Regions from separate parts of the Homo sapiens genome. Here region 2 is linked to region 1. The links are chromatin loops, found by intact Hi-C in ENCODE. Cell type or tissue: gastrocnemius medialis. All regions are shown on one strand. Each heading gives the region's core, and the rest is flanking DNA. Links, peaks and the distances in the headings are about the cores only.

Evidence for each region. A loop is a pair of places that touch in the nucleus more often than their neighbours do. Peaks named below come from ENCODE experiments on the same cell type or tissue, not always from the same donor. Only the 100,000 strongest peaks of a DNase experiment are listed, where the experiment ranks them.
Region 2: it touches region 1 in a loop (2.6-fold over the local background); 26 of 110 quality-filtered maps call a loop at or near these places.

Annotation. Positions count from the first base shown.
Region 1 is chr15:31,203,004-31,213,180 of GRCh38, forward strand. No RefSeq gene overlaps it. Among named protein-coding and RNA genes, the nearest start is that of LINC02352, 7.9 kb to the right of the region's middle. In gastrocnemius medialis, for the core only: no CTCF peak of the experiment used is centred there; no DNase peak of the experiment used is centred there.
Region 2 is chr15:31,269,663-31,279,840 of GRCh38, forward strand. No RefSeq gene overlaps it. Among named protein-coding and RNA genes, the nearest start is that of LINC03034, 44 kb to the left of the region's middle. RefSeq lists enhancers at 8,833-9,333, 9,334-9,834. In gastrocnemius medialis, for the core only: no CTCF peak of the experiment used is centred there; a DNase peak (open chromatin) is centred at 6,009.

The DNA of each region.
Region 1 (10,177 bases), core at 1-8,000:
GTCAAGACAGTGAACAGCCGCCGGGCCTCCTTTTCAACAAACCAGCCAGCGCTGTGATGAACTCCGCCCCACGTGCACCTGGGCAAGGCTCTGTCACGAGGTTCTCTCCATCACTGTGTGGCTAGGCAGGACAGAAGGAGGGAGAGAAAGCAGCCATGCCTGGGTTCTCCCAAACCTTTGACATGCCCGGGTTCTCCCCAGCCTTTGATGTGGCAGAAAACAGCTCTCTGTAAGGCAGACAGCTGCACAGACAGAAAGCCCTGCTATTTGTCAGGGGCTGCCATAGACTGAGGCTGCACACTGAGAACCCTGTGTTCTGAATGCTGGCGCAGGCCTTAGGGGGATGCAACCCCACCTTCCTCTGGCTCGGGACCCCAAAATATGGGCTGGGCATGGGTGAGAGAAAGGATACTCTTTCATTGCCCACCTCCACCCCTGTTCCCCACGAAACAGATGGAAGATCAGCAGACTCGAGGGATCTGCTGGGCAATGAGCTTTTCTGCCTCAGTGGGTTTTCGCTGGAGTCTGGGGAATGGAGCATCCCTTGCAGGGATGGAGAGGACTCAGATTCAGGAAGCAGGGACATGGAAATGGCCCTATGGTGCCATTCAAACCGAGGCAAAGGCCAAGGGGGATGTAGGCTTCCCTGCCTATTGTCTCAGCGTCACCCTAACACAGCGGAGAGGGCACTCACTGTTTGTCTCCAGAAAACCAGACCCCTGTGAGGTCAAGTGGCCCATCCAAGGTCAGTGCCCTGCTTGCTTACTCGTGATCCTCTCTGTACTAGTCAGGGTTCTCCAGAGAGACAGGGCTAATGGAATATAGATATATAGACGTAGATCTGTAGAAAAAAGAGACAGAATGTATTAGGGGAATTGGCTCACACAATTATGGAGGCTAAGAAGTCCCATGACAGACCATCGACATGCTGGAGACCCTGGGACGCTAGTGGCGTGGCTCAGTGCAAATCTGAAGACCTAAGAACCTTGGTGGGCTGCTGGTGTAAGTCCTGGAGTCCTACGTCAGGAAAGCCTTGAGTTTTTATGTCCAAGGGCAGGAGAACAGTGTATTCCAGCTCTAGGAGAGACAGCAACCAATTTATCTTTTCTGTTTGTTCTATTCGGGCCTTCATCCAATTGGATGGCACCCACACACATCGAGGGCAGATCTTCCCCCCCTCGTCCACTCAAACTCATGCCAATCTCCTCTGCAAACACCCTCACAGGCATGCCCCAAAATAATGCTTAACCAGTTCTCTAGGTATTCTTTAATCCAGCCAAATGGACACCTGACGTTAACCATCACACGGTGTCGTCTATGTCAAGTTCACTAAGGAGGATAAATCATCCTACAGTATGCATCAGAAAGGTGTTTGGGGAAAACCGGACTTGTTGGAAGGAACTGTGGGCTCATCCAAGGGTTTGCCAGTGTAGCAAGTGAGTTGTGCTCTTCACGCTGGGTTGTTGGCACTCGCTGGTCTCCCTCCCACTGCTGCTAACCTGGGATCCTCCAACCCTTGATGACGATGCCACTCAGGGGTCTGCTGGGCCACTCTCCCTGTGATATTCACAAGTGGGGACTTGAACCCCTGACTGGTGATTTGTGGGGGGCTTGCCGCTGTAGGATCCTCTTTCCACCCCTCTGAGTGGACGAGAAGGAGCAGGACAGGGAGCTGGCATTGTGTCCCTGGTGGCTCCTTCCAGGTGGGCAGCGGGGAAGGGCTGCCCAGCCAGTCAGGGCAAGTGGGAGCTCAGGGCTGGGTTGATGGCCAAGGCTGTGAGGCTCAGAGCAGATGCCTTGAGCCTTCCTGCATGAGCCCTTGGGCCAGATGGAGTAGGTAAGCAAGGATCTCAGTCACACAAGGTAGTGTCCACCATGACTTCTGCCTCCTGTCAGCCACCCTCCCTCCAAGCCAGGTCTGCTGCTGGTAATCAAAAGAAGTAGGGTTTGTCAGAATTTCTGTTTGTGGGGCATAAACTTGTAGCACTACCACAGCAAAAGCATTTGTGTGTGCAGTTGTGTTCTTCATACATTTCATCTTATCACATTATGTTTTAGTGTCTCAGATACATCTGGTCCTGATGTCTGATGGCTCCAGTTAAAAGCATGCAAAACTGCCACCAAAGCAGTGAAATGCAGATAACAGTGACAAACGGATTAAGAGGCATTATCACTTCAAAGTGTGTTTAATTAAGATGAATCTCTGTACAAGAAAACCTGAAAATGCCTGGAAACCTTACAGCTCATATAGAGAAAAAAACATATTAGAAAAGGTCCCAGCCAGGTGCAGTGGCTCACACCTGTAATCCCAGCACTTAGGGAGGCCGAGGAGGGCGGATCACAAGGTCAGGAGATTGAGACCATCCGGGCTAACACGGTGAAACCCCGTCTCTACTAAAAATACAAAAAATTAGCTGGGCGTGGTGGCAGGCACCTGTAGTCCCAGCTACTTGGGAGGCTGAGGCAGGAGAATGGCGTAAACCCAGAAGGTGGAGCTTGCAGTGAGCTGAGATAGTGCCACTGCACTCCAGCCTGGGTGACAGAGTGAGACTCTGTCTCAAAAAAGAAAAGAAAAGGTCCCAAATTTGAGTCTTAAAAATGTACATGATATTACTAATAATGGATTGTGAAGCTGAAAGTTTTCTAAACTTTTAATTAAATTTATTATTTTGATGCTAGACTATCAATTGAACTACGTCCTGGAGGCTGTCACTTGTTTTTGTAAATACAGTTTTGTTGGAACACAGCCATGCTCATTCATTTACAAATTGTCTATGGCCACTTTCCTGCTACAATGGCGGATATGGGTACTTAATACATAGGCTTGGTCCCCAAAGCCTGAAATATTTGCTTTGGTCCTTTACAGAAGAAGCTTCTGGCCCCCTGTGCCAGATAAAAGATTAAATTACCCTTTTATGTGTTGTATAGGAAATATGACCAAAAAAACCTGCCATATAAAGGATGACTAAAGAATTTGTAGCCAAAAATGTAGGAAAACACGTATTATATAATTATGTCAGGCAGTTAGCTATAAAAAGATGTTATGTTATATTTCTGTACTTTATGATGTTTGTGATGGTTTTCAGCTCTTTAAAATTTGTAAGGTTTATTATTTTCTCATTCTAAATATTTGCTTTTATACCTAATTTTTTATTTTCCAAATTTTTAATTCTTAAAGGAGTCTTATGACTGTATAATCTCCAGACCTCACAAAACTTGGATCCACACCTAGCCATTAAGAACTAATATACTACATTTGCATTTTAGAGAATAATTCCTATACTGCATGCAAGAAATTGGTGTATCTCAATTTAACTTGCTTGCAAAGACTTCAGAGTCTTATTGCACAAACAACAGTATCTAAGAGAATAAAAGTCAGCGAAGCCTTAAAGGAGCTGATCAAGTGACAGTATGATGACAATAAAATCACAACAGGGTGTGGCTGCTCACACCAAAGCAAGGGGGTCCGTGGGACTGTCAAAACTGCCCTAGTTTCTATTATAAAAAGCCCCCTCCCTTTGCCAATTACAAAATGAGCAGCCTGCCCTGCCCTCTCTCATTCCCGTTGCAATGGGCATGGCAATGCCAAGGGGGCATCCTCGCTTCACATTTGTGCAGGGCAAGAACCAAATTCCTTGATTCTTGGAGCTCCAGAACTCCAAACAGTGAGGGGCCTATAAGGTACCCCCAGCATGGTCCCTTCCCGTGGACCTCAAAGGAAGAGCGTGATCCTCTCTGACAGGATGCCACTGACTGCAAGCCACAGAATGTCTGGTCATCAGTGGTATCTGTGATAATGACTCTGAGGGACGCCCCTTTGCCAAGGCTCAGGAATGCTCCCACGGGCTGCCGGGCCTATTCAGCATGTCTGGGGTTTGGGGTTTCTCCCTCATAAATCACGGAGGGCTGCTCCCACCCCCAGCACTTCACACCGCACAGGGCCCCAGCAGGAGGGAAAGTGTGCTTTTTCCTCACCACCTGGAAAAGCTCTCACTGTAACACTCCCCTTCCTGCTCACTGCATCACATGCCCACCCTGAGCCAGTCACAGGAAAGCCCAACACCAAGCCAATCCCGATTCCCCGGGCGTCCTGGGCACACATCATTAAAGAAAAAGGCAATGGTGTGGAAACAGGTAACCCTCAGTGTCATGTTTCGTAGGCTCCAGGTACAAACCATTCCCATGGAAAGACTAAGCCTCTACAAAGGATTTGGCCCAGTCAGCGTAACCCTGGGGAATCTTGAAAATATCTCAAGCTGGTCCATAGGACACGGAGGTCACTGCCCCAGCTCTGGGTGGGTTTCTGAGTGTGGACCTGGATGGCTCCCAAGGCTCTTTGGGGATGCTCAGATAGTATCTCCAGCAGCACCTGCAAGTCAGCAGAAGATGAGGGAGCTTCCGGAAGCATATAGACCTAGATGCTAAGATCAAACCCCAGACCACAGAGAACCTACCACAGCAGAGAGTGGCACTGTTTAGATCTTCTGACTTCCACTGTCACCTGCCTTAGAGACAGGTGAATGCCAGGAGAGGTTAGCTGCTGATGCCTGAGAAATCTATCAAAGGAAAAGGTGGGCTTGTCCCAGGAAGCCTAGGGCATGATTCTCTAAACAGCAGGCAGAATTACAGAATCTTGGTGCCAAAGGAACCTTCAGAATTAACTAATCCAGGGTTTGTCAAGTTTTTTTGATGACGAACAAATAGATTGCACTATGCTATGGTTCGAATGTCTCCTCCAAAACTCATGTTGAAATTTCATTGCCATTGTAACAGTATTAAGAAGTGGGACCATTGAGGGGTGATTAGGTCATGAGGACTTTGCTCTTATAAATGGATTAAATGCCACAGAAAGGAGGAGTTCAGTCCTTGCTCTCATTCTGGCTCTTTCTTTGCCCTTCCTCTAGGGGGTGATGCAGCAAGAAGGCCCTCACCAGATGTCAGTCCTTTGATCTTGGACTTCCCAGCCTCCAGAATCATGAGCCAATAAATTTTTGTTCATTACAAATTACCCCACCAGGCTGGGTGCAGTGGCTCATGCCTGTAATCCCAGCACTTCTGGAGGCTGAGGCAGGCAGATTACCTGAGGTCAGGAGTTTGAGACCAGCCTGACCAACATGGTGAAACCCTGTCTCTACTAAAAATACAAAATTAGCTGGGCCTGGTGGCAGATGCCTGTTGTCCCAGCTACTCAGGAGGCTGAGGCAGGAGAAGTGCTTGAACCTCCAGGAGGCGGAGGTTGCAGTTAACTGAGATTGCACCATTGCATTCCAACCTGGGCAACAGAGCGAGACTCTGTCTCAATGAATAAATAAATAAGTAACCCCACCTGTGATATTATTATGTTATAGCAGCACAAAACACATCAAGATGCACTGTAAAAGAGTACATACACCGGGCATGGTGGCTCACGCCTATAATCCCAGCACTTTGGGAGGCCGAGGCAGGTGGATCATCTAAGGTCAGGAGTTTGAGACCAGCCTGACCAACATGGTGAAACCCCATCTCTACTAAAAATACAAAATTAGCTGGGCCTGGTGGCTCATGCCTGTAATCCCAGCTACTCAGGAGGCTGAGGCAGGAGAATCGCTTGAACCCAGGAGGCAGAGGTTGCAGTGAGCCAAGATCACGCCACTGCACTCCAGCCTGGGCGACAGAGCAAAACTCTGTTAAAAAAAAAAAAAAAGTACATACACAGGTATATAAAACTAAACAATGGTTACACACAAACAATACTTACTCTTTTATTCTATTTCATTTACACTTTAAGCACCATTAAAACAATTTCAAACCCATGGTGGGTAGCAACGCACAATGTGGACACTCCTCTTCCCACCCTGGTGATCCCCACAACAGACCACTGGATGTCCGTAAGAAAGAAGTGCTCCTGATGCCTAAGGAAGTGCTCTTGCAATGCAGTTTCAAGTGAGAAAAGGAGGGTACAGAAAAGGGGAGTAGGGAAGCGTGGGGGCCTGGGATAGAAGCCAGGTTCCTCTGATCACACTTTGTCTTATAGATTGGACTTTGAAATCATGTAAATGTTTTACATAACTATAAAACAAAATTAAGCCAAAAGGAAAAAGAAAGCAATTTCAAGGTCAAAAGTAACATGACAGACATAAAGGTATGAATCTACTTGGTAGCTTAACCCACGGAGAAAAATGGTTTCCAGGGCCCTTTAACACAAGGCTTTGTGTAATTGGGTGCTTCATCCCTAGTGAGATGTATCCTAAGGGCAAAAAGAACTGCAAAGACCAAAAAATCTTAAACTGTCTTTAGTAATCACATTGTTGGTACTAATTTTCATATTATTGTCCTGAAATTATTATTCTGTTAGTTCTGAAGCTGTAATTCTCCAAGACATAGAAACAATGACTAATTTAGTCACAAATAACTCTCCTCAACCCTCCAACCCCACCCAGTGCCCAGACTGTGGTCTCTAAATTGCATTTTCCACTGAAAGAAGCCATGCTCTCAGAGAAATGCCTAACTAACTCCCAGTGCAGGGCAAGAAATGGACAACGTGAGCCTTGGAAAGACTCCTTAGAGTGAGTAAAAAGGACTCAAGAGCCAGCTTGAAGAGCCTCATTGGCCAAAGATGGGAGAGTTTGAACATTAAAAAGAATAAAACCTGAAGTATTCAGAAACATTTCAAATGTGAAAACAAAAGAAAACCAAAACCAAATATGGCTTCATCATAATGCTCAAACGAAACAAAAGGAAGCAATCTTAATTGATCACTTTTGGAGAATGCTGGAAAGTCAAAATATTTTCTGAAAACTGGTATATAACGGGGAAGAATGGGGACTTTTCTTGCCTTTTGTATATAAACAGTACCCCAGGAGAGCCAAACTGTGGATGAGCTAATCCATGCAGAGGAATGATAGAATTAGAAAATTCCACATTGAATTCCCCACTGGAATATCGGATGAAGGTCATGATTATCAAGGGCTAAAACCCCTCAACAAAAAGCTGATGGGTCGGCCGGGCGCGGTGGCTCAAGCCTGTAATCCCAGCACTTTGGGAGGCTGAGGCGGGTGGATCACCTGAGGTCAGGAGTTCAAGACCAGCCTGACCAACATGATGAAACCCCATCTCTACTAAAAATACAAAAATTAGCTGGGTATGGTGGCAGGTGCCTGTAATCCCAGCTACTTGGGAGGCTGAGGCAGGAGAATCACATGAATCTGGAGGCGGAGGTTGCAGTGAGCCAAAATCATGCGATTGCATTCCAGCCTGGGTGACACAGTGAGATTCCATCTCAAAAAAAAAAAAAAAAAAAAAAAAAAAAAGCTGATGGGTCAGGCTGAAAACACCCGAACCCTATAGTATATCCTACCATCACTAAAAGAGATACAACCAGACATTATGTGTGTGCTGGTGGAAATGCCTAACATCATCTATGAAACATTTCCAAAAACCTACACTGAAATCTGATGGGTCCTCCACATCTAATCCCCTAAATATATCAGGAAATGCAGAGATGGAAGAACATGTTAAACAGAAACGGGGGTGCAAACAACATAATCCAGAATGTGAGACATTCTTCAGGAAAAACAACCTAGGTTCTTCAATAAAGTACCATAACATTCAAAAGAGAGAGAGGCCCGGGTGAGGTGGTTCACGCCTGTAATCCCAGCACTTTGGGAGGCTGAGGTAGGCAGATCACCTGAGGTCAGGAGTTCAAGACCAGCCTAGCCAACATGACAAAACCCTGTCTCTAATAAAAAAAATAAAAATTAGCCTGACATAGTGGTGCATGCCTGTAGTTCCAGCTACTCAGGAGGCTGAGGCTAGAGCACTGCTTGAATCCAGGAGGTGGAGGTTGCAATGAGCTTAAATCTCACCACTGCACTCCAGCCTGGGCAACAGAGTGAGACCCTGTCTCAAAAACAATAAAATAAAATAATAGAGAGAGAGAACAGAGGATCTGTAGATTTAAAGAGACTTAAGGGACATATCCAAATGCAGTGTGTAGGTTTATTTGAACCCTGATTCAAACAACTATAAAAAATAACAAAACAGAAACATTTATGTGTCAATTAGGGAAATGTAAACACCAAGTGGATATTGTCAATATTTAAAGATTTATGGTTAATTTAGTATGCTGTGATAATGGAATTGTGGTTATGTTTTTAAAAAGGGTGTATGGGAGGGAGTTTTTATATTTTAGAAGCATATTCTCTTGATACATTGCTACAGTAATGGCCCCCAGTGGATTACTCCTCATTTCTATGCCCTTATGATTCTCCTTCCCACATTAATGCTGGGCTTGGTTATGTGACTTGTTTTGGCTAATAGGATATTAGCAAACATGATGCAGGCAGAGACTTGAAAAGTGCTTGCACATTTGGGCTTGCCCTCTCTCGGAAAGCTGCCACCATGAAAGCTTGCCGAAGCTAGCCTGCTGGAGAGGCCACTTGGAGAACTGAGGCACCTTAGCTAACTACCCAAACATGTGAGTGAGGCCATCAAAGACTGTCCAGCTCCAACCAAGTCACCAGCTGACTGCATCCAAATGGCAGAGCCCAGACAAAACCAACAGAAGAACCATCCTGCTGATCCCAGCCCAAATTGTTGACCCACAGAATTACGATCCAATAAATGATTGCTATTTCAAGCCACTAGACAAAGCCACTAGATAAGAAATGTAATTCTGTAATATGTACAAATGAAACTACAGATGTCTGGGGATTTGCTTAAAATAAAGCCAGGGGTAAAGTGAGTGGAAATACACACACACGAAACAAGATTGATTATTTGCTGATAATTGTTGAAGCTGGTGAGGAGTATGGGAGGGCTAATTTTACAACTCTCTCTGCCTTTGGTTTTGTTTGAGAGGGAAAATTTCCATAATGAAAAGATAAAACAGGCTGGGTGTGGTAGCTCATGCCTGTAATCCCAACACTTCAGGAGGCCAAGGCAGGCAGATCACTTGAGGCCAGGAATTCGACACCAGCCTGGCCAACATGGCAAATCCCTGTGTCTACTAAAAATACAAAAAATTAGCCAGGCATGGTGGTTCACGCCTGTAGTACCAGCTACTTGAGTGGCTGAGGTGGGAGGATCGCTTGAGCCCTGGAGGTTGAGGCTGCAGTGAGCCGTGATCACGCTGCTGTACTCCAGCCTGGGTGACAGAGCAAGATCTTGTAGAAAGAAAGAAAGAGAGAAAGAGAGAGAGAAAGGAGAGAAGGAGAGAGAAAAAGAGAGAGAAAGGGAGGGAGGGAGGGAAGACAGGGAGGGAGGGAGGAAGGAAGGAAGGAGAAGGAAAGAAAGAAAAGAAAGAAAGAGAGAAAAAGAAAGAAGAGAAAGAAAGGAAGAAATAAAGAGAAAGAAAGGAAGGAAGGGAGGGAGAGAAGGGGAGAGAGGAAGGGAAGAGGAATTACTCTTCTGCCCACTGACAGATAAAGCAATCGAAACCCAAAGAAGGAAAGTGAGTCCTGTGATGTAACACAGCCAAGTCACAGCAGAGTTCATTGCTGAACTAGAGCTTCCCCGCTGGCTCCTGGGCCAAGCCCTTTCTATTCCCCCCCATGCTCATAGGCAGGGAAGTTGGAAAAAAGAAGCAATACGAGTAGGAATAATTTCTTCTGTTGCTTGAGAAAAGCCTGGTAGCAGCCCTAAGACATTAGAATATGATGAGACCGTTCATGACAAATGATGATCATTTGTGGGATATACTGTTTATGTAGTGTTTAGGGAAGAAATATTTGTTCTGCCATGTATGTGCATTACATTACATAAAAGGACAGGCAGGGAATCCCTCCTTTCCACACCCTGCCCTGTTTGGCACCAAACGCCTGTTCTGTTTTGAAAGGTTCGTAGATAACCAATCAGGGCTGTGTTATAGTGTGTCAGGACAGCAATACTAAAAAGCCATTTGCAAGTTCAAATATATTAAAGTTGTCTCTTTCCCACACATACAAAATGAGCAAAGCTTTCATTATTCATCAAATGAAAAAATTAAGCCCTGCAATTATCTGTCTATGGCCCCAGGATAGGCTGTGCATCATTTAATCAGATGTTACTACGTGAAGCCGCAGACTACGTCTGGCCACGAACAGACATAAAAGAAGGGCTAGTTGATCAAAAAAAGAACAAAACCAACTTCCAGGTCTTAATATCCAATGTTGCTTTGCCTGAAAACTTCTGAGCCTTAAAACTCAGCTGGAGTTTACAA
Region 2 (10,178 bases), core at 1,832-9,831, 68 kb after region 1:
CTGATGCTGGGTCATGGTTTCTCGAGAAGTCCTGAACCTTTTCACCATTTTCCTGAAGTCCTGCCCTCTCCTTCAGCTCTGCAGGGCACACAAACCCATGTTTCTACACCATGTAAGAAGTCATATTGCCTTGGGGCCACCAGGCTGTGAGGAATCCCAAGCTAACCACATAGAAAGGTGATGTGGAGGACCACTAAGGCACTAAGCAGGTGAGGGAAGGCTTTGGGGACCTTCCAACACAGACTGGTAGCCAAGTGAGCACAGCCAAAAATGTGACTCTAGTCAATGCCATGGGATGATAGTAGCCAAGAGAATCATGAGAAATAATAGATCACTGTTTGGGGTGGTTCAGCAATATGTCCTCTGAACCCCAGTGAATGTCATCTTCCAGAGAATGCTATCATTAGTAAGGATGATGTGGCAGCTTTCGGGACCACATCGTGATCTTGTTTTTTGGATATTATCATCAGAAATAAGCTGTGAGGGAGAAGAGTGAGCTGGGGAAAGAGAAAGAGAGTGAGCAGGGGAATGGAAGTAGTGTTCCCTAGAAGCTAGGGCCCCGAGCTCCTAGGGAAAAGGATTGGAATGACAGCAGCTCCCTCCATGTAGAAGCCAAGAGATCCCTGGGGTCCACAGGAAGCTGAAAAGGTGTAAACATGGAGGCCTCAGGCCCAGAATGGCTCAGGGAAACTGTCCTAGAAGGTCCTGAAGCATTGTGTGTTCCTCCCCACTGACCAGGGCCCCCAGGATGGCAGGAGTCTGTGCTTCAAGAAGGGTAAAGCGTGGGCTAAGGGAAAGTGATTCCAACTGGGGTGAGAGGGGAGGGCTTTGGGTGCAAGTCCAGGAGGGATAGGAAAGAGGAAGGGCCCAGGATACGGTGGCCTCTGGAAGAATCAGGGGAGTTTAATGCCTAGGGGGTTTAATGCCCAGACCTGGAAACATCTAATTGGCAAACAACTCTATAATCAGTTAACTTCTAGCCAGGAAAACAGAAACTATCCCAGGCATTTTAAGCAGAGGGTATTTAGTGCTGGAATCGATGACAAAGATGTTGTAAAAGCTGGAGGAGCAAATGGGCCAAGAGGGTGTTACACAGAGATCTGAGGCTGCTCCTGCTCTGCGCCTGTATTGAGCTTCTGCAGACACCAACTGTGTCCCAGAGAAGGGGCCACCCTGATGCCCAGCCTCTTATCCCCATTGCCTCTGTTACTAATGCTGCTGGGGCCACTCCCATTGTCACTGCAGGAGCAATCACCCCACTGCCACCATTGGAGCTACAGCCAGGAGCAAAGTGGCTTCCTCCTATCTCCCACCCGTCCACTTCCCATTGGCAGCACTTAACCAGAAACCAGTTGCAAGGGAGCCTGGGAAATGTAGTTTTCAGGCTTCTAGCCCCTTGACTACTAAGGAGAGCAGGGTGGGCAGGCATGGAGCTGAGGGCCAACAGAGTACTCTGGCACAGAAGCTGCCAACTTAACTCAATGGCTCTTATTTTTACTTTGAAATGCTCCCATCCTTCCAGCAGTACAAGCCATTTGTGGTTGCATCCCCCTGTGCACAGCAGAATTCACATAGTCAGAACCGGCCAGGGGGACTCTGGAAAGCACAAGTATGAGTCTAAGCGCTGCGACCTCGCAGGGACTTCTCCCATATCTGGGCCCCCACATGATGGTGGTGTGAAGCTCCAAGGTGGATATTGACTGAGTGACTCCTCTTGGGGCCGGGTTCCAATGTGGGGAGGCAGGAAGCAGTTTCTTTCTCCTCAGAAGACACTAAGACCAGTTAAGTCTTGGGAGTTGATGCAGCCAGATTTAAGAACCCAGAGGCCCTTGGGATAGCAGGCTGCAGATAAAATCGACTTACAACTTAGCCACGGCTGGAGCATGGTTCAGGCTGATGTTTACTGTAGTGATGTAGAGGCCAAACGTGACCTCAGAAAGCACCCAGCAGGCGGAGTTTGAGACATCCCCGTGGGCAGAGCTGGTGCTGAGGCTCAGGCTGTGGGGTCGTGGAAGGGATGCAGGAAAGAAGGTTCTAGACCAGGGCTTGACACTTCACTCTCTGGGGCCACATGGGCTGAGGCCTGGGCATGCATCCCTGGTGCTGATCTGCTCTGTGGATATTAAGGTGCCTACTGTGTGCTGGCTGTGGTCTCTGTCATGCCGGGAGGTGACGGTGTCTTCTCTGGAGCCCCTTGCCCTGGCTCTCTGCCCAGTGGTTCTGCCTCTGCCACGTGGAGGCCTTCAGCTCCCAACAGGGGTGGAGGACCTCAGCTGCCCATCTCTGCCTCCCCAGCCCCAGCCCAGTGTCTGGCAGTGAGTGATGAATGCAGGCATGCTGATCCCTGTTTGCAAAGCTTGGTCAGGAGGCCCAAGTGGAATCTGGGCCAGCCTGGTACAAAAGGACATGATGGACACCTCAGGGGATCCTAGGCCACCGGAAAGGCTCTGCGTGGCCCAAGGTTTCAGTCCCAGAGCCAGCCTTTTTGTCTTTGGCTTCGAAAACCTCAATCGTAAAATGGAGCTAATAAAAACACCAAGCCCAGATTGGAGGACGAAATGGCATATGGCCCTGGTGGGGACTCCACCGGGGGGGAGGCATGGCCCAAAAGGCTTGGGTTGCGTCAATGATTCCCATTCTGTTTGCAGGAGCCTGGCATGAGCAGAAGTTCTGAACCCACTGGGCTGTGCGGTGGAGGAGCAGGTGGGCTTTCCACACAGAGCCTGGCCAGCATGGAGCAGGGGGAAAGGGAGACTCACGCTTTTCATTCCAGGGGCTGCAGGTGACAGTTTGGCAGAGGCCAGGCAGGTCTGGCTGCCAGGCTGAGGAGTTTGGACTTGGAAATTTAAAGGCCCTTCAGGAAGCCTCTGCAGAAGACTGGTCTGTCATTGACAATTAAAAGAAAAAAATAGACCACAATGCAAGGCAAGGAGTGGCCTTTGGTAGAAGCCGGACAGGATCCAGGTGGGTGTGGCCGGGCTCAGGTGTGGGCGGGCCCAGATCCTGTGCATCCTGCTCCTGGGGCCTCCCACCTCCTTGCCCTTGACACCTGCCTCACCCTGGTAGTTTCCAAAGAAGCCCCAAGGCCCCCGCCGTGGCCCTGCCCCCACAGGTGGAGGAGCTCCAAGCCTCCTGTGGGAGATGGAGCTTAGCTTGGGCCAAGGAACCTGCACCCGTGGAGGATAGTGGGCAAGCTGCTCTGCCCTAAGCAGGATGGCTATTTTGGGTTCAGAACCAGGCTGGATGAATTGTGTCCTTCTGCCGGCAGCCCTGGGAGCTCCATCTGCTCCAGGGAACAGGTTGAGAGCTTCATCAGATGGTCCTTAAAATCCAGGCCCTCTGCGGAGGCCTGCCTGGGCCTGAGCCACTTCTGACCACGTCCTCCTGAGGAGAGAGGCCATTTATTTTACTGTCTCCGGTCTCTGAAGGGAAGGAGGAAGTAAAAGTTGAAAAACAACAGGAATGAAGTCAGTGGCAAGACCAGCCGGTGCCACTGGTGACCAGGCCTGAGGTTAAAAGATTAACGCCGCCCCCACTCTAACCAGATGTGCTCTCAATCTATCATGACCCTTTCACGTGGAACCCCTTAGATTTGTAAGCCCTTCTTGAGACGTGAGTCTGCCGAAGTTCCCGGCCAAATAAAGCCAAATCCTTCCTTAACCGGGTGTCTGAGGGCTTTTGTCTACGGCTCATCCTGCTACACTCTAGCTGGAATTGGAGACTGCAGCCCCTCTCCGACCTGGGCCACGACACGCAAACAGCGTCTCCTGCCTCCTGCACAGTGGCCAATACCAGGCCAAGAGCTTCACCTTTGTTACCCGGCTTCATCTTCACAAAACCCTGGGGGCAGTAGGTGTGATTTTACTCCCATCTTATAAATCTGGAAACTTCCATTTACAGAAGTGACCCGATCCTCTCAGAGGATGAGGCCAGCAGGCAGTGGAACAGGGATTTGGACATGAGTCGTATCCCCCAGATGCCATGCGGTTGACCAGGCTGCCATCCGGAGCTTCCGTGGGGCCAGGAACTGCCTCTCAGGCCTGACGGGATTCAAATATGCACCAATGCACTCCTCAGAGGAGAGGTGAGCGAAGGGGGACCCCATGACCCTGAAGCCTACAGTCTCAAAGGGAAAGAGGACCCTCCACCCACGTGTGGATTGGCAGGCCTGAGTGAGGCACTGTTCTCTGTTACAAGTGTTGCCCTCCCCCGCCACAGCCATGGGCTGCACTTCCGTCCTTTGGGCAGCCTCAAAGGCTCTGCAACTCTCCCTAAAGACACTAATTTCACCCCCAGGGCCATCCAGGCCAGGGGAGCCTCTTGACAGAAACCTTGCATGTATGCGGTGTCTCTCACCCAGGCATCTTCCTCCTTCTGCACAGAGCCCTGTTCTTAGGGCTGCTTAGGCACACAGGTGACCCGGATGTTCTCTCTTGGATGCGACCTACTGTGTGTCTTAAGTTTCTGGGGCACAGTCAAGAAAACAGCATGGGCCGGGCGCGGTGGCTCACGCGTAATCCCAGCACTTTGGGAGGCCGAGGCGGGCGGATCACAAGGTCAGGAGATCGAGACCATCCTGGCCAACATGGTGAAACTCCATCTCTACTAAAAAAAAAAAAATACAAAAAATTAGCCGGGCGTGGTGGCAGGCGCCTGTAGTCCCAGCTACTCAGGAGGCTGAGGCAGGAGAATGGCGTGAACCCAGGAGGCGGAGCTTGCAGTGAGCCGAGATCGTGCCACTGCACTCCAGCCTGGGCAACAGAGCAAGACTCTCTCAAAAAAAAAAAAGAAAAGAAAAGAAAAAAGAAGCATGGCTTAGCCTCCTAAACCTTTTGGACAAATAAACTTCGCACCAACACGTGAAAGGGCAACAGCTGATGTTGAGGAAACATGGCTCTATTTGTTCTCATAATCTTTATTCACAATCTCAGTAAGATCTCCTTTGAAAACAAACAACAGAATAGTGTCCTGGGTGCGCGGCACAGTCAAGGGTTGCGAGAGCCTGCAGTCCTCTACTTGCAGGGCAGCTGTTAAGGGCTTGGGAGCTGCCCTCATTCACCCCTGCTGGGTGTCCCTTGGTTCCTGGTGTCTGTGAGGCTCCAGCAGATCCTAACCCAGCCTTGAGCATGTGAGGCCCTTTCTGAGCACCCTCGTGGGCCAGAGGCAAAAGCACTGCTCCTTTCTTCAGGCAGGGCTCCAGCCAGGGGCCCCACAGGAAGGGGCATTTCCTGAGCTCCCAGAACAGCTGGAGAAGGGGATGATGCATCTGTTGGGGAAGGTGGAGGAGCCTGTCGGCCTCATTACTGTCACTTCTCAGAGACCATGAGGCCTAGGGGTGGTGATTGGCTGGATGTAGATGCAGGGAGAATGGACTTGTGCTTCTGCCCACTGGCCAGTTCACAGCGCCACAGGCTCCTTCCCTGCTCTCGGTTGGTTCCCAAAGGAAAAAGTGGAAGCATTTTTATTATCCTGCTATCTGGCTCTGGAATTCCCCTTTGGAAGGAGCAATGGCGGGATAAGTCCCCACGGTAGAAGGAGGATCCCAGAGGCCTGGTTGGAACCGACTGCTCTGCTGCCCTGAGCTGCTCACAGAGTAGAATGAAGGAGAGGATTGAGTACGGGGCAGGAGAGCCCACCTGTGTGTCTGAGGGTGTGCGGCCAGCCCATCCATAGCATTTGCTCCACTTGCGGTTAGCACATGAGGAACTGTAGAGGAGAGGGACAGTGGCTCATGCCTGGACACTTATAAGGCAGAAGACGCAAAGCTGGGCTGGCAGCAGAGGGGCTGGAGGAATGCAAGCCTCACGGTCAGCTGCAGTCTCCAGGCCATGCCCCGGTTGCCTGTCAGCTCTTGGGTACTTGGCACGGGCTCTGGGTGCTGCTGTGCAGGTTGAGTCCCACCCAGAGTCCTGCCCTTCATTCTACAGGAGAGGGGCCATTTCTGATTGGATCGCAGAGTGGCCACACGGGCTGTGGGAGCTCTGCCAGGCTATTGTGCACAATGCTCCATTACCCCAGCCTGTCTTGGAGACCCTCCAGCATCTGCCCAGTTGTTCCCTAAAGTGATCCCATCTCCTAGGCCTGGAACAGTGCCTGCCCTGCTCCCATGTCAGACACGAACCCCACCCCGCTCCGGGTTCCCTGTCCTCTGACATGCATGGTGACACTCTCCAGCACCCCTTCCTTTGCCAGGTTCCCCCAACCTGGGGCTGGCCTCCTGCCCCTGACTCTAGGGAGCAGGCCAGCTGGACGCGTCACCCCTCAGCTGGCTCCCACCGTGACCATGGCATGAGTGATTTTTATTTTATTTTTTGGACTTGCCAAAGAACCACCACATCATTGTGTGGTGAGCCTGGAGGACAAGCCATCTGCGGGTAGAACCCAATAGACATGAATCATCCATTCATAGAATGACCAGATGGTCTGGGCTCCCCTGGATAACGGTGTGTTGTTGTCCACCCAACAGGAATACAAATTGCTCCTGGTCCCCTTCTTATGGGAATGGAAAGGACGACAGTCCCAGATGGATGGGTTCATGCCACGCCCCTGAGCTTCATTCTTCTGCTCTACCCTAGACACTGCTTCTGATGCCTCAGCTGCAATGGGCAGTACTTGCTTCAGTTTGGATGGTCCACTGCCACTGATACCACGTATCTGGTTTTTGTAGAAACTAGGCTTGTAAATTAAATGGGGATATGACAGGGACCACCACCCCTGAACTACTGAACTTTTTGAGGGTGGCATTAATCTCTGCCACTTCCCCCCTGCCATGTGATACCATTTTTGATTTGCTATCCTGGCCAGGGGAGGGGAGACCCAGAGGCTTCCACTTGGCCCTCCTGCTCTGATGGCTCTTCCCCCACAGGTGAAGGAATCCATGTGGGTTCTGCTGACTGCTGGGAATCTCCATCCTAAGCATATGTGCAGGTGGTGGAGAGGTGACCCCTGACCACAGTGAGCCAGACTCGGGATCTGGTCCCTCATGCTCCTCCCCACCATGGGCCCATGGAGATACTGGGACCTCCACTCATCAATGTCAACTCAGATCCTGCGTCCAGCAGAGTCCCACACATTTCTGGATGTCTCCCTTTCCCCTGTGCATGGAAATGCAAGTCCATGGCTGAGGAGCCCCTTGGGGAAGGCCTGGAGGAGTCATTACTGCCCACACTTGCCAGGGTTTGCAGGTCAGTCTTCACAGATCTGGTATCTCCTTCAGTCTGGGTTCTGGGTCTGAGGACTGGCTTGGGGCCAGAAACCAGCCAAAGGATTGTGATTTGGGGGTGGGAGGTGGCTGCCCTCAGCCTCCTGGTCGTCCATCCTGGGTACTGTTTATCGCACAATTAAGCCATGCCCTTGTTAACTGCCTACCCAGCTTGCCTCTGTGGACTCTGGGTTTGAGGAACCACCTCTGCGGCTCTCTGCACAATGGGCCCCAGATGCTACTTGGAGTGGCCATCTGCTGAGATAATTGCATCCACCTCGCTTCTGAAGGTTAAGCAGCACCATCTGTTCTCTATGCCATCGAGACTTTGTCATCATCCCTGTTGCTATTAAGGTCCTCTAGAAACCTCTACTGTCAGCCCTGACCCTCAGAGGACAGCACCACTGACTTCTCAACCACGTGCCACCCCCTCACCAGTGCTCTTTGTCACTTTGGTGTATGGGGGTCCATCAGACCTCCTGGGTTTTCCAGCCTTACTCAGAGCCTTTGGTCCTGAGCTGTCCCCTCCCAGGCATTCCAAGAATCACTCTAGCACATGGTAACACCATCTCCTGGGGTCCTGGCTGGGTTGTGACATTGCACATCAGGGGTCTCCTGGGGTGCAGGCCAGGCCGTGAAGTTCCGCATCAGAGATCTCCTGGGGTCCTGGCTGGCTGTGAAATTCTGCCTCAGGGTGGGTGTGCCCACACTGACAGGCTCTCCCTCATCCTGTGCTCCGGCATCCTCAGGCCCAGGCCCAGGCACACTCTACTGGTCTTCCTGGTCCAGCCTGGGCCTGCAGCTTCTTTGGCATCAAAGCCTTCCCTGTCCATGACCCAACTTGGATGAACCTTGAGGACATTACTTTGAGTGAGATAAGCCAGTAGCAAAAGGACAAATCTTGTATGAATCCACTTACATAAGGAACCCAGAGTAGCCAAATCCACAGAGACAGAGAATAGAATGGTGGCTGCCAGGACTAGGGGGGAGGGGGCAGTGAGGACTTAGTGATGAATGGGGAAGAGTTTCAGTTTGGGAAGATGAAAATGTTCTGGAGATGGATGTGGTGACGGTTGCCAGTGTACTTACTGCCAGGGAGCTCTACACCCAGAAATAACAACTTTTATGTTACATGTATTTCACTCCAATTCTTTTAAAAATCAAAACCAGGCTTCTACTCCCTTAGCAGGTCCAGTCCTCTCCAGTCGGGCTGCATTGGGGTTTGACCCTTCCCATCAGTCTGGCTGCCTGGAGGGATGGTGGAGGTGCGTCTGAAGGAAGCACTGTCTTGTCAGACACCACCAGCTTGAGGCCATTATGCAGTCTTCAAGCTGGCTGGGGGAAGGGACACTATTGCCTAAGGGGGAGTGGTCACTTCCACAGGCCTTGCATGTACATAGGAATCCGAAGCTCTAGGTCCTCACTTGCACCTCCCCAGACTCCCCGTCCCAGATCTCAGGGTCCCTTCCCTTCCCTACCGAGGTCCTGACCTAGCTTGGGACACCCCTGGAGGCTGAGAGCTCCACTACACCTAGCAGTAACTTTGCGCCATGTCCTTGGTGTGATCCACCTCTCACTTCCATCCCCCAAATTCCCCAAATGCCGGAGATCAGGGAGGACTTCTGACTTTCCCATTTTGATTTCATTGGTTGTCATTCTCCATCATCTTCTGAGTGGTGCTCAGAGCAGCCCCGTCCTCCGGCTCCAGGTCCCTTACCCACTAGGATGTTGCGTCAGCTGGTCGGACCCCTTCCCCTGGCTAGAGTCCCCCTGGTTCACCACCCATGCTCCATACAGTGAGGAGGGCAGGACGGGGTACAGAGAGAGACAGGCTCACGATGCCCTCGCACCCTGAAGGGGCTGGGCCTCTGCACCAGCAACATTGGCGGGTCATTGTCCCACTGGTGGCAGCATTGTCTCAGGAGGGACCTTCCCTGAGGCAGAGGACAATTACTGGGGAGGAACAGGCTGTGAACCAGTCTCTGTCCAGTGGGTGGGGTGGGCATGAGGGCTGTGAGGAAGGTGTGGGGCGGAGCGCCTGGTGTCCACTCCCACCCTGCATTCAGCAGCCCTCGCTGTCTCCCCTCTGCTCTGCACTGTGGCTGCCTTGGGCCGCCTGGGGCTAAGGTTTGTCCCAAACCTCCAGTCCTGCAACGGTGCCCCATCCCTGGCATGGTCCCCACTCCACCCTGCCCCAGCAGGAGGCCAGTTTGTCCTGGATGGGAAGAAGGCCTCACGGGCAGGGGAGGCTCCCACGCATGCCACCCCTTCGGCCGTGCCCTGGGGTTCCGCTCTTGGGATTCTTAATGAGTTTATCCTTGAATGTGTGTTTTGTAAGTGAAGTCAATGGGGCAATGGAGCATCCACCAAGGCTCCTTTCCCTGCTTCCTTCACACCCCCTGTTAGGTGTTCTGGGCTGCCACCTGCCCTGCCACAGGCCCCGGCTGTCCTGCACAGACACTCCACGGATGAGACAGAGCCCTGGGCACCTGGGAGGTCTGCACATGCCCCACAGGGATCCCTGAGCCCAGGGCTGATTTTAAATAGCAGAGAAAAACACCCTTCCTGCTTTCTGAACAACGGCCCACACTTTCATTTGCTGCCTGCCCTGCTCTCAGAGTGTCTTCTCAATGGACAAACCAGAAGGGCCTGCAAGCTGCTGACTGTGGCCCACACAGCCCACACACTGGTCCCCAAATCTCACCTTCTTCCCCATCTTCTCTTCATGAGGAAGAGGCTCAGCCCCTTTCTCCCTGCCCAAACCTAGAAACACACTCCAAGGCCGAGTCCTATTAACTTGGGGAGGGTGGGAGTGTTAAACTTGAGCTCACCAAAGATTTCTGTGATTTTCCGAGATTGCATATATGACTGATTTGGGAAAACTTGCAGGGAACACAAGCCACATCCTGCCCGTAGGCCCGGCTTCTGTAGCGCCTATGGTGACCAGGTTGGCACTGACACCGCTGTGCCGCTGCTC